Linked DNA regions of Mus musculus: region 1 is linked to region 2. Evidence: chromatin loops called from intact Hi-C (ENCODE). Cell type or tissue: heart. All regions are shown on one strand.

The links. Hi-C counts contacts between places; a loop is a spot of excess contacts. Peaks named below come from ENCODE experiments on the same cell type or tissue, not always from the same donor. Only the 100,000 strongest peaks of a DNase experiment are listed, where the experiment ranks them.
Region 1: a loop joins it to region 2, with 6 times the contacts of the local background. A loop is called at or near these places in 33 of 42 quality-filtered maps.

What each region holds. Positions count from the first base shown.
Region 1 is chr6:146,661,435-146,663,934 of GRCm38, reverse strand. The region is part of intron 1 of 4930479D17Rik (RIKEN cDNA 4930479D17 gene); the gene reads right to left. Among named protein-coding and RNA genes, the nearest start is that of 4930479D17Rik, 5.5 kb to the right of the region's middle. In heart, a CTCF peak has its summit at 1,069 (motif pointing left); no DNase peak of the experiment used is centred here; H3K27ac peaks cover 324 bases.
Region 2 is chr6:146,761,262-146,763,761 of GRCm38, reverse strand. The region is part of intron 3 of Stk38l (serine/threonine kinase 38 like); the gene reads right to left. Among named protein-coding and RNA genes, the nearest start is that of Stk38l, 38 kb to the right of the region's middle. In heart, a CTCF peak has its summit at 1,251 (motif pointing right); no DNase peak of the experiment used is centred here.

The DNA.
Region 1 (2,500 bases), 100 kb after region 2:
AAACAATACGCTATACCCTATAAGAACAGATACACTTTATTTCCCACACATACACATAATTTTTGAGCACAGAAAGATTTTTGTCAGTGCTGGGTTGTGATATCTTTTCCTGCTTTGTGTCAGTTATCATATAACATATTGCTTTGGTTGAAGTATGTGAAGAAGATCTGAAGAAACATTTTAGAGAGAAATATGTATTTTTTTTTAAAGTCAGGGATTGTTTATAGCCCAGGCTGGACTGATTTGTGCTGTTAGGCCAGGCTGGCCTCAAATTTGCAACAGTTCTCCTACCCCTACCCTCTTCGTGCAGGGAGGTGTGTGCCCCATGCTTGGCCAGGAGGAAGATTTTAACGCCGTTTTAGATGGTTGTCCATGTCCTTTTTTGAGACAGGGTCTTGCTGTACAGGCCAGTCTGCTCTGGATCTCACTACAGAGCACAGCTGCTTTGGCCTCTGGGATGGCATGCAGGCACTGCAATGCCTAGAGTTTAAACAATGTTTCCATACTCTGCACTTGTGTTATTGCTGATGCATATCAGAAACATCTCCAGGTATAAGGAAACTGTCACATTCACAGAGAGAATGCATGTCTTCTAAAACTTTAATTATTTACCTGAAAGCTAAAGTTTTATTATTGGCAACGGATACACTCCCTCAAAGGGACAGGATTAGTGTGACCTTACTTACTTATCTTACCAGCCTGTGCCAGTCACTAATGCACAGCAGTGCATGAAGGGAGCCGTGACTATGACACGCAGAAGTACTTTATGGATGCATATGTCACAACTGGTCCCATGGAGAACCAAGGGTATGTAGTCACGAGTCCAGACTAAAGAGTTCTTACTGCTTCATCAAATGGGCTTTTAATCAAAATAACTGTTTTTCTTTTCTCTTTTCTGAGAATGTATGCCTGTAAAGGAAATATGATAGGGCTGAGAAGCTGGCTCCTCCGGTGAGAATGCCTAATGGCCTTGCAGAGGAAGCAAGTTCAGTCCTGGAACTCACACTAGTTAGTGGCTCACAAGCATCGGTAACTCTGGCTCCAAAGGGTCTGATGCCCTCTTCAGGCTTCCAAGAGCACTGCACCCGCAGGTACAACACCCCACACAGTTGCATATACGTGTGTGTATATATAACTTAGAATAAAGTATGTATTCCAAAAGGAAAGAATACAATGACGAATTTGGTTTGGGTACTTAACACTAAGACTTGGACAATCTTTCTAACCACTGCTTTTAAAAAATACTAACACTGGGGGTGGAGAGATGGTTCAGCAGTTAAAAGCATTTGTTGCTTTTGCTGAAGACCGGGTTTCAATCTGCAACACCTACAGAGGCTCACAATCATCTCCAGTTCTAGGGATCTGATGCTCTCTTCTGACCTCTGTGGTACTGAATGCACCGGTACATGCACATACATGGAGACAAAACACCATATACATAAAATAAGAATAAACAAATCCTTTTAAAAAAGATTTATTTATGCCGGGCGGTGGTGGTGCACGCCTTTAATCCCAGCACTTGGGAGGCAGAGGCAGGTGGATTTCTGAGTTCAAGGCCAGCCTGGTCTACAAAGTGAGTTCCAGGACAGCCAGGACTACACAGAGAAACCCTGTCTCGAAAAACAAAACAAAAAAACAACCAAACAAAAAAAGATTTATTTATTATTATATGTAAGTACACTGTAGCTGTCTTCAGACATACCAGAAGAGGGTGTCATATCTCATTATGGAAGGTTGTGAGCCAACATGTGGTTGCTGGGATTTGAACTCAGAACCTTCAGAAGAGCAGTCAGTGCTCTTAACTGCTGAGCCATCTCTCCAGCCCCTAAACAAATCTTTAAGTACTAACACTACTTCTTCTGACTTTTTCTACAGCTCCAGTATTTCCTTCTCAAAATGGGAAGAACAAAGTTTGGCTCCCTTTCTCTTTTCCCCTCCTCTCAGCATATATGTTTACATCCCTCCATGGCCAGTGCCTTCTTGGTTCACAGCACTTCTAGTCTTCTTTGTGGTTTCAGCCAGCTGGAGAACTGGCTTGTCTCCACACCATAGCTGTTCTGCTTCTCATCGCCGCACTACCCTCAAGCCCACAGGGAACCTGCACCCTTCTTATGCTGGGTCACTTTATGGGGATGCTTGCCACACTTTTTACAGAGGTCTTTGGGGTTCACACTGAGCACCTCACAGCTATACTGTTTACACAATGACAATGGTAGGCTCGGTGTCAACCACCCTGGCACAGACGTCTATCTCTGCCGTCAGTAAAATAAAGTAAGGTAGAGAAGTCAGTGAGGAAGATATCCTGTTGTCAGTCTCTGGTGTACACACACACAAGCATCAGTGAGCACACCCGCACACACAGGTGCACACACGCGCACACACACACACACACACGATTATAACTGAAATTTTAGATTTCAAAAGCAAAGTGTTTGTATGTTCATAGTTTAAATAAAAAGGTTTAAAACTAACTTTGAAAGATTTAAAGTAGATCAGACGA
Region 2 (2,500 bases):
AACAGAAGAGACCTGGCTGTCCAGTTTCATAAAATGTGCTTACAGTCTAGACAAGAGTCTACCAAAAACCAAAACAACAACAAAAATTAGTCACTGAGTATCTGATAGGTGCTCCTGTCTACCAGAGCATAGCCCCTCAACAACAAAAGGGAAACCACAGTGTGCATTAAACCACTGGCCTCAGGAAAACCTACTCAGTGACTTTAGCCCTTCAGTCAGTATTGCAGTCTGGGGGTAAATGAAGCAACATCGGCGTTTTAAAGCCCATGAAGAGCCCTTGCTGCATCTGCTCAGTGTGTACTAAAAGCCAAGGTCTCTGTGTTCCCCCCTTCCCTCCTGCTGCTTCATGGCTCTCTTCTGCAGCTTAAATCACTCATTTCAGTTTTCCATTAATAAACATCCATTTTTGATGATTCTTGTTAATTAATATATATTCTCCCCATGTTTTGAATCAGTCTCATTCTGAAACTGAGAATCTTTTATCTCTCACTCCCTAGTGCCAAGATTACAGACTCCATTCCTTTTCAAATGGGTAAGAGTCTCAATCTGCAAGATGCCAAGGTGTTTTTAAAACAGAAAGGGTATTTCAAAGTTCTGAGATATTAACACTAACAACTTCGTCTTGGCCACTGTTTTGTTGTAAATGGTCACAATTTAATGGTTTCACAGCTCACTCATGAACTATTTCACAGTACACAGTAGACAGCAGACAGTACTGTTAAGGACTGACACCCCAGGCTGTCCTATGGGTGCCACATGCACTCCACATTCACATTGTTTAAGAAATCTTAAAGTTTTTTTGTTTTGTTTTTAAGAAATTCCAATCCCTTATACTGATAGTTTCAACATCAAGGTTGAGAGAATTTGTTCTCTTCTCCACAACATCTTCAAGGCCCTAGCACAGGGCCTAACAATAAACACAGGCACTTTAAAGTACCTCTACAGAAAAAAAAAAAAGGGATGTTTAAAAACAGACATTATGAGCTGTTGATTTTTAGAAGCAAAATGAGTTAACATTTTCTACAAGCTATTTACAAGAATTAAGAAAAAAGCCGGGTGGTGGTGGCGCACGCCATTAATTCCAGCACTTGGGAGGCAGAGGCAGGCGTATTTCTGAGTTCAAGGCCAGCCTGGTCTACAGAGTGAGTTCCAGGACAGCCAGAGCTACACAGAGAAACCCTGTCTCGAGGAAAAAAAAAAAAAGAAAAAAAGAAAAAAAAATCACTAATGCCCACCAGGGGGCACTACAAAGCCAGGCCTTCCCAGACAGTTCCTGACTCCCAAGAAACCTTCTCATCACTTGGCAATAATTTTAAAAGTAAGCCAATTTATATAAAAGTCCAGGCTTCCAGATCTTCTTGCACAACAGGAACCTAGCCACACTGGGCTAACCTGTCACCTGACATGGGTAATCCTGAGCTCTTGATAGCTAACAAATAGGCAGGTCTTCATTAACATAAAGTGAGGAACAAACATTAAAAAACCTGTTTCTTCATCCTCCTTTTTCTTTCCTTTCCTTTTTTCCCCTGAGACCTGGTCCTTTATACAGTGCATGCTATCTTTCAATGGAGTCTCCACTGTGCTCGGCATGGACATCTGTTTTGGTACCTTTCCCTAGACTTCAAGATCCTGTGTTTAACATTTCTAACAGTGAGTTCCAGGACAACACAAACAACACAAAACAAAAAAGACTTCTGCATCAGCACCATTATTACTAGCTAGAAAAAAAGTTTTAATATTAGTGAGACAAATAAGGAAAGATCTGCTCACCTTTCTCTATGAGCTAGGATGAAGCCCTTAAATTACTGCCTCACAATAAAATTTAACAAGATGGGGCTTTAAGATATGCATTAAATTTATATATAAACAGTAACTTTAAGTGTGTGTTTGCCTTCCTAAGAGCCCAGCTAGACGGATGGCACACAGCTAAGGCAGCTAGCTGCAGGGCAGATTAACTCACTTGGTCAGCGTCTTCAAGCTCCTTTCTGACCACTGAACAGTCAGTAAGCCTAGGTTATAACTCATTCTCATCTGGAAAATAAAGCTCTTTTTAGTAACTGACCTGACGCTAGCTTTCCATGCCTTCAGCTTCCCTTGCCACTTAAGCATGCATGGCCACTATTGCTGACTACAGTGCTGTTTATGAAGTAACTTCTTTCCATCAAGAACGATTCAAAGCAATTGCTACAACTCCCATAAGTCTTTTCTGAGCTCCTGTATTGGGAAAGAGTCTATGTATTTTCAAAGTTTGCTATATTCTGTAATGTTTACACATTTTTGACTTACTGGGTGGTGGCTGCTGGAACTCAAACCAGGGCTATGCAAGAACTCTATCCTGAACTATACTAGCAGCCCCTGTAACGTATACAAGTTTTCGTGCATGTGTGTGCCCCCTGCAAAAGCCCTTCGTCTGCTCCAGGATGTGAAACTGATTAACACACACAGCTTCTAGTCTCTGGGAAGATGCCCTTTATTTAAAGGCTATCACAAGGACAGAAAC